2 separate regions of the Mus musculus genome follow, and region 2 is linked to region 1. Evidence: chromatin loops called from intact Hi-C (ENCODE). Cell type or tissue: heart. All regions are shown on one strand. Each heading gives the region's core, and the rest is flanking DNA. Links, peaks and the distances in the headings are about the cores only.

The links. A loop is a pair of places that touch in the nucleus more often than their neighbours do. Peaks named below come from ENCODE experiments on the same cell type or tissue, not always from the same donor. Only the 100,000 strongest peaks of a DNase experiment are listed, where the experiment ranks them.
Region 2: it touches region 1 in a loop (5-fold over the local background); 14 of 42 quality-filtered maps call a loop at or near these places.

Annotation. Positions count from the first base shown.
Region 1 is chr6:29,164,643-29,169,035 of GRCm38, reverse strand. Rbm28 (RNA binding motif protein 28) reads left to right here and starts at 4,312. Exons shown (of 19, transcript NM_133925.2): 1 at 4,312-4,393. In heart, for the core only: CTCF peaks have their summits at 2,682 (motif pointing left) and 4,191; no DNase peak of the experiment used is centred there; H3K4me3 peaks cover 382 bases; H3K27ac peaks cover 365 bases; H3K27me3 peaks cover 1,343 bases.
Region 2 is chr6:29,238,481-29,242,873 of GRCm38, reverse strand. No RefSeq gene overlaps it. Among named protein-coding and RNA genes, the nearest start is that of Gm26021, 6.2 kb to the right of the region's middle. In heart, for the core only: CTCF peaks have their summits at 385 (motif pointing right), 981 (motif pointing left) and 1,903 (motif pointing right); a DNase peak (open chromatin) is centred at 1,903.

The DNA.
Region 1 (4,393 bases), core at 234-4,233:
AGGGTCCTGAGAGGTGGGAGTCAGAGACTCTTTAGCACTTGGCAAAATGCCTTTGTCCACAGGAGCCCTGCATCAGATCTTAGGAGATAGCTTCCTAGGAGCTAGTTAATAATAAAGATCTTCATAGAAATGGGGGCACACTTGTTAAAGGGCCTGATTGCTTCCGTTGGGCCAGCCAACAACCTGTCTGCCAAGTTCCCATAAGAATTTGCAAAGAGGAAGCTGTCTATTCTCATCAACAGGGAGTCTTTGAGGCTGGTCTTACAAGGACCTCATCCCCATTTCCCACAGAGCTCTCATCTCTGATCCTCAGTAGAGAAAAATCTGTCTTCACTGCCCACCTCTTGCCCCAGCCCCAGCTCAGTTCTCAAAGAAAGATCACCCTGCAGGGACCCATTAGCACATCCAGCCACCAGCTACAGCGTATCTGCCCCTTTCCTGAAGCATTTAGCCTCCAGTTATATATACTCTGCATTTGTCATCTGGCTAAAATGTAATGGTTTACGGTGGCAGGGTCTTGGATCAGGTTTGAAAATGAAAAGCTGGCAGTGTTTGGCGGATGTCCTGCATATCACATAGAGACCTGGAGAGGCATACACATCAAGATCAAAGTGGAAAAAAAAAACAAACAAACAGGAAGCTTCCTAATCTCTCTCTCTCTCTCTCTCTCTCTCTCTCTCTCTCTCTCTCTCTCTCTCTCACACACACACACACACACACACAATCACACATGCACCAAACTTGGATCACCAGCTCATGGAGTTTGGAGATAGGCGCCAAGGAGCCAAAAGGAATACAGAAAGGGAGGTGGGGAGGGGCTGAAGCTCTTGTTCCCTGCAGATGAAGATCTGTCTTGATTGAGGACAGTATCCAGGGCCTCAAGACCTCAGAGGGAGGAGGGAAGCCAGGACCATCTAAGGGAGGGTAAGAGTCCTGATAGAGAAGAGAAATTTGAAGCAGCAGTGCAGGTGAGGCTGAGGGATGGACCTGGAGTGGTCCTGACCGTGCCTCCTCCATCACCTGGCTCAGTGTGGCTCAGACATTCTTGCTGCATCCTCACTCTGGGCTGAGGCCCAGAGAACTGCCAGTTTCCTAATTACAGGCATTTCTCACTGGGTGTCATAGTGGCTGCAGTGGGCCCGGCATTGGCACTGCATTGTGTCATGCAAGGGATGCTTGCTGCTCTGGGAAATTGTCTCCTTCTTACCCCATTGCCCCTCCCAGCTGCCTGTCCTCTGCTTCCGCTTACACCCAGCCCCTCTGTCATCCCTTCCTCACACTCATCCTCTCCAGCTGCTTGGTCTTTCCCATTCTCCTCACTGAATCTAATTGGCTCCATGTACTTCTCTCCCCTGAGCACAGCAGTCAAATCTGGAGCCTCCCCATCCAGTCTGACTCCGTTCATCTCTCACAGATACTTGCTTTTTTCTCGTCTGAGAGCTCTGAATGCAGCTGATGAGAAAGGAGGCCAGAGGAACATTTCTCAGTACTCACCAGATCCGACACTTTGTTAATTTTCCTTCATATAAATCACTCCCAGTTAAAACTTTTTTTTTTTTTTAACTTCAGAGAACTTGAGTTTCTGGCACCCACCTTGAGCTACTCGCAATCACCATCAACTTCAAACCAAGGAGATCTGATGATGTCTTTTGTCCTTCGTGTACACATCTCTCATCCACACACACCCCTACAAATAAAAATAAAAACAAAATTAAAAAAAAATCCCTGGGCTGGAGAAATGGCTCAGCCGTTAAGAGCACCGACTGCTCTTCCAGAGGTCCCGAGTTCAATTCCCAGCAACCACATGGTGGCTCACAATCATCTGTAATGGGATCCGATGCCCTCTTCTGGTATGGCTCAGGACAGCTACAGTGTACTCATAAAATAAATAAAATCTTTTTAAAAATTAAAACAAATCCCTAGCTTTTTCACACACAAAGAAGCCAAGACTTCAGTTAGCTGCGCATTTTATCTTGTGCCTTATTTCTTACCCAAAGCAGGCTTCTCAGAAGGAATAGAGTTAGATCCTAATGCATACATCCTACAGTTTCAATATCGGTACTTGGAGGGTCTGAATGATAAACTTTCATTCATTCATGAATTAATCCACTCCCTTAAAATTATTTGTTGAAGGCTCAAATATATCAGGTGATGAGACTGAAAAAGGCAGAGAAGGAAACAAACTATGAATGTTTGATATGCAGAGGAAAGGCAAGCACTAATAGAAGAGTCATTATAGCACAAACAATTATTACAGTTGTGAGAAGTGGGGAGAATAAGAACTACCTAATCTTATAGAAGGCTCAGCCTTTGGGGAGAGTGAGGAGTGGAGCCAGAGGGAAAGCCTAAGGACATCCCAGGCTTCTCTTCTTTCCTTCCCAGGCTTCACTACAGTGATGGATGAGGGATAGGTCTGCAGTTTATTTCCCTTGGAAGCCACCTTGCAGGGTTCCATGACTCCTGCTATTTAATAAAGAACACTGCATGAGTCCTGAGTAGATGGATGAGCAAATATTCTTGGCTGAAGAACCATATGCCCTTCCTGATATGCATGGCTAGAAGGGGAGGAGGCAGGAGACAGATGGGGGATCCACATCTGAATAAAGGGGAAGATGAGAAGGCTCAGTTTTACTGTGTATTCTGAGGGACACAGAACCCTGACTATGGGTATATGCTGCCCCCTGATGGATGTAGGGAAACAGTTTAGTCTTTGTCCTTTAAGGAAAAATTGGACTTAGGGTATTTAGAACGGTTGTTTGTTTGTTTGTTTGTTTGTTGAGGGGAGAGGAGGATTACAAATGGATATTAAATTCTTCCCCCTTTATCTACCACAGCTATGACTAGGTCCCCCAATACAAGTTTGTATTTGAGGATAGAATTTGATTCTTGGTTGTTGTTGTTTTCCGAAACAGGGTCTCTCTGTGTAGCCCTGGCTGTCCTGGAACTTGCTTTGTAGACCAGGTTGGCCTCGAACTCAGAGATCCGCCTGCCTCTGCCTCCCGAGTGCCGGGATTAAAGGCGTGCGCCACCACTGCCCCACTTAGAATTTGATTCTTGAGGAGGATGTGGAATTCCAAACCAATTTTGTTTAAAAGATTCTACTTCTTTTGCCCACTTTACTTTTTATGTAAGATAGGATCGACTTTATGGTAGCCTTGACAATCTGTTTTGTATTTCAGTGCCTTTTCTTCTGATTTATCTATTTAAAATATAACTGTGGTGGGGGTTCTTTTTCTAAAAGCACATATTAATTATTTGAAGCCTACTAGGACTTCATAAATTTCATGCTTAGCACATTCCTCCCACCACTACTACCTACACGTCATCCATCCATCCATCCATCCATCCATCCGTCCATCCATTATATTGAATGTGGATAACTCTTGGGGATTTTCACTGTGCCTTTCATCTTTTGTGGTGTTTTCTACCTACTGAGCTGTTGTAACTTAAAAGTAAAGACTTTAAAAGTGCCTAGGGTACTTTTTGCAGCTAGGCATTCTGCAAGCACAGCATTTTTCCATGTAAGACAGACAGTGAAGCCCACTGAGTGTTAAACACTGTGGGTAGCCTCCAGTCTGTCTGATAAACAGACATAAATGAAGATCTTCTGTCTCTGGGCAGCAGTGCATCCTAGGTCTGTGCATATAGCTGGGTGTTATGTTTGGCTTCCGTGTGCTCTGATGTGATCTTGCAGAGATTTTGTAAGATTTTAAAAATAAACGTCTGTCTCTCACTCTGGACTCTATTTTATATGACGGCAGGGACCATGTCTTTTTTTTTCGGCAATGAATTTTACTCCTAATATATAAGTAGGAGCTCAATCAGTAAGAATTGAAAATATGATTTCGTACGTAGTATTTGTTCTCTGGGGATTTTAGTAGATACAATTTGTCTCTGCGGCCAAGTGACAGTTTGTCTCATGTTTTCTGAGGACATGTGACTAGTTCAAATTATGTATGTTACATGCTTGTGTCTATGACGTTTTGCATATGTGTTTTTTTCCCCCCGCGTGATATGTGGCAACTCTTCAGAAAAAAACTTATTGAACACCCACTCTATGTCAGATGAGGGCAGGCTTAGGGGGAAAATGACTTCTGCCTGCTTTGGTGAATTTGGGGTCGAGTTCCTAAATGAAAGATTTTAAGAGAATTTTAAGCTGTTGATGTCAAGTTTCCCCCAGTGGCGGGGGCGGTGCTGGGACTGCACAGAGACCGTCGTTCAAGAAGCTCCGCCCCCAGGACGTCATTTTTCTTTTTCTTTCCGGAACTATTCCTTCCAGTCTGCGTTTCCTCCCGGACTCTTTTGAGCAAAGAGGACTTCCTGAATTTCCCGGCAACTCGGCACCGCCTTCCTGCCAGAGCTCATCCCAGCCCTCGCTCGCGCCGGCGTGAGG
Region 2 (4,393 bases), core at 272-4,271, 74 kb before region 1:
TGACTTGAATCACATTTGCTCTGTCATGTCCTGTGGATCCTGAAATCTGTGCTTAGGATGTGGCACGCAGGCCGGAACACTGAAGAAGAGCACAGGTTGGGCCTATCCTTATTCCCAGTGTCACAGTGACCAAATCCAGTTTGCCCCGCCCCTCTATTTTTAGGCATAGGCATTAGGAGGGCCTTAATGGCGTCAGTGCCTTGTTTGAAAAACAAAACGAACATAACCTTGGCTTGATTAGGTAGTTGGAGCAGACAGCTAAGTAAGTGTGTCCTAACAACTTGGCCTTTTTATAAATTATATTTTTATTTCTTTATTTATTTAACTTAAAAAAAAGATTTATTTATTTTATGTATATGAGTACACTGTAGCTGTCTTCAGACATACCACAAGAGGGTGCCAGATCATATTATAAATGTTTGTGAGCCACCATGTGGTTGCTGAGAATTGACTCAGGACCCCTGGAAGAGCAGTCAGTCCTCTTAATCACTGAGCCATCTCTCCAGCCCTATATTTTTATTTTTAAAGGCAGTTAGAGTGGGGTGTGGAACTTATATTGTCAGGCTTAGTAGTAGCAAACACCTTTCCTGCTGAGCCATCTTGCCAGCCCCAGTTATATATATATATATATATTTCCTTTGTTTTTTCTTGTTTTTGTTTGATGCAGGGTCTTATGTTACAGTGCTACATTAACACTGGTAGGCCTGGAACTCACAGAGATCTGCCTGTCTCTGTCTCCCGATTACTGGGACTGAAGTTGTGTGTTACGGCACTTGGCCTTTATTTTGTTCAGAAGTTACCAAAGTGGCTTACATAGCACAGCATCTGTGATTGTTGGGCATGGAACACTCCTTGGTCTTTGAGATCAGATTGGAGGACCCTGTCACACTCAGTTCTTCTTCCACATTGATTTTCTGGCTGAAAAAAATTCAGTTTTGGGGGGACAGGGGAGGAGTGGCACTGGGAGCAATGTAGTGCCATCTACTGTAGAAATAGTGAATTACTGTAGTTCACTGACGATAGCAGGTAGGAATAAAGAAGTCCCAGTTGGTGACTTGGAGAGCGTTAGTCAATAGTCTGGAAGTCTTGTCTGTCTGTCTATCATCTATCCACCCACCCACCCATCCATCCATCCATCCATCCATGCATCTATCATCTATTTTCTTTTTAGCCACCAGGGAAGACGCTTCCAGCTCCATCCACCTTGATTCTCTATGCCCTGTGATTAGAGCATATGGTGTCTTCGGCAATAGGGTCTTACCATCTAGTCCTGGTGGGAAACTAAGAGCAATGGAAACTTCCTATAGTGCTTTGAGGGCCCCAGTCAGCAATTCATGGGGATGCAGCTCACCCCTGGTACTGGGATTCTCATTTAATAACATGACTCCTGGGAGCAGTTTCATCCCAGAGTACCCCTGTTCAAACCCTCTTTTAAGAGCTTTTTATTTTTAATTAGGGTACCAAGTGTCAAATTTCCTTATAGCCCCTCTAAAAAAGATTTATTTATCATGCATACAACAGGTCAGAAGAGGGCACCAGATCTGATTAAGATGTTTGTGAGCTACACCATGTGGTTGCTGGGATTTGAACTCAGGACCTCTGGAAGAGCAGTCAGTGCTTTTAACTACTGAGCCATCTCACCAGCCCCCAAACTATTCTTTAAACTGTACCAATGTGAGGCATTGATGGGGCCCTGTAAACCATGTGGTCTGGCCATTACAAAATGAAATTCAGAGAGGTTTCTAAATCCCCAGGAAACATGAGGACCACTGTCCTGTTGCGGTCTGTACACCGCACAGAAGCCCATTCACTCACAGTTGTGTAGCTGGAGATGGCTAGGGTTCACCCAGAGCCCCCCTCCCCACCAAGAACCTGTTTACATAAGGAGTTACTGCAGTACTAGGAAGTTCCAGAAGGGGGCAGCCTACTCTCAGCCCCACCATGGGTTTGTATATAGCTACCTAAAGCCAATTTGTTAGCTTCCCTCCTTTCCCTTCCTAATCTCCTCCTCTCTCCTCCTCCTCCTTCCACTCCTCCTCCTTTCTTTCTTCCTTCCCCTCTTCCTCCTCCTCTTCTTCCTTTTCCTCTCCCTCTTTGAGATATTCTTCTATGGGGCCCTGGCTGGTCTTGAACTTTTTTTCAACATTAGCTCCATTTTAAAAGCAAAACAAAACATTTCTTTGTTTTCATTTTACATGTGTGCGGGTTTGCCTGCATTACATGCATGCCTGGTGCCCTCTGAGGTAAGAAGAAGGCACTAGATCCCCTGGAGCTGGAGTTATAGACATCTATGAGCTGCCATGGGGTTGCTAGGAACCAAATGCCGGTGCTCTAGATTAGCATCAAGTACTCTTTTTAAAAAAACTATTTCCTAAAAATTTATTTTATATATGTGAGGACAGTGTCGCTTTCTTCAGACACACCAGAAGAGGGCATCGGATCCCATTACAGATGGTTGTGAGCCACCATATGGTTGCTGGGAACTGAACTCAGGACCTCTGGAAGAACAGCCAGTGCTCTTAACCTCTAAGCCATCTCTCCAGCCCCTGCATCAAGTACTCTTTTTAAAAATTATTTATTTATGTGTGTGTGTGTTTCTGTGTGTATGTCACACTGCACAGGTGGAGGTCAGAGTTCAGCTTGTAGAAGTCAGCTCTTTCCTTTCACCTCATGGTTCCTGGGAGTGGAACTTAGGTCACCAGGCCTGGGGGTAAGTGCCTTCAGCCTCTGACCGGCCTCACCAGCCCAGTGCCCAGTGCTCTTAACTACTGAGCCCTGCATCTTTTCAGTTTACTGTATCCAGTTATACTAATCCAAGTTAAAAGTGAATCCCCAAAAGTGGATCACATTATACAACCTGTGAGGTTTTAAAACTTGAGGGACAGAAAGGAAATCCTACTAATTGTCAGAAGATCCTCACTGAAACTTCAGAAAGCCACAACATTAAAAAAAAACCAAAAAAAAACAAAAAACAAACAACAACAACAAAAACCTCACGAACCTTCAACTTAGACTTCACACTTGGACAATCCAGTCTCTGTCAGGAGCTGTCATGTCATGTACTGCACATCCTGTAGCTAAATTACTTCTCCTTGTTCCACATGCTCATTTATAGTGCCATCACAGGCAAATACCTTCTTAAACGCCTCCACTAGTGCCTTTTTACTGTAGCCATCCGTGTTCCATGGGCAGCAGTAGTATGGGTCTTCCTGTCCTTTCTCGCCTGGCTTCTTCCATGGATGCCCTCAGTGTCATTAGGAAGTCATCACTTCCCTTGCATCAGTGAAGGGATCAAAAGACCAAGAGTCCCAGGGGGACCTAGTGCTGGTTACTCCCCCGCTGTTGACAGAGAGACTCTCTAAGGTCTGGTTCAAGGGCTCTGGGAAGTCTGTAGGTACCTTTCACTGCAGATTTCTGTTCCACTCGAGGTGATCTACCGTACAGCTCTATGACATACTGAATTAATGGGAACCAATGAGAATTAATGGGGACTAGAGGTCAAAGAGTGGAGGTTCTGAATGGTGGACATACAATTCTTTTCCTCTGTGGACGTGGCCTATGGGAGGTGGCTCCTGGAGAAGTGGGGACTGGGCCAGGATAGGGTGGGAAGGGCATGACGTTGAGTCTGGGGAAGTGAGGAAGTGATGGGACGCAGCAGAGTACTTGAGAGTGGCTCAGCTGTTGGATGGCCTCAAGCTTTTCAAAAATTAAATTAAATTAAAACTAACTTTTCATTTGTGGGGGGGAGCACATGTGTGAAGATCAGAGGACAATTTGCAGGAGTGGCTTCTTTCTTCCACTGTGATCCCAGAGATCAAACTCATATCCTCAGACTTGGCAGCAAGCCTCTGTCTTTAGCCATTAAGCCATCTTGCCAGCTTGGGTCTTGAACTTCTGAGCCTCCTGCCTCTGTCACCCAAAAGCTGCCCTTATAGGTACTTACTGCAATGCCAGAGTGTTTGCGTTGAAAGTTAAAACATCCGTGCTTTTATTTTTACTTTCTAGAATCTATTGATTATTGTTTTTATTAGGGTGGCAGGGATGTGTGTCACATTGCCTGTGTGGAGATCAAAGGACAGCTCTGTGGAGTTGGTTCTCTCCTTTCATGGTATGTGGGTTCTGCAGTTCAAACTCAGCTTTTTGGGCTTGCCCAGCAAGCGTTTTACCTGCTGATCAGTCTTATGTCAGGTGTTTCCTTTACAAATTGCTATTCCTTATATTGTGTTAACAATGGTCTCTCGTAGGCTAGAGAGATGGCTTAGAGGTCAAGAGCACTGGCTGTTCTTTCAGAGGTCCTGAGTTCCATTCCCAGCAACCACTTGGTAGCTCATAAATATCTGTAATGAGATCTGGTGCCCTCTTCTGGTGTGTAGGCAGAACACTTTGTACACAG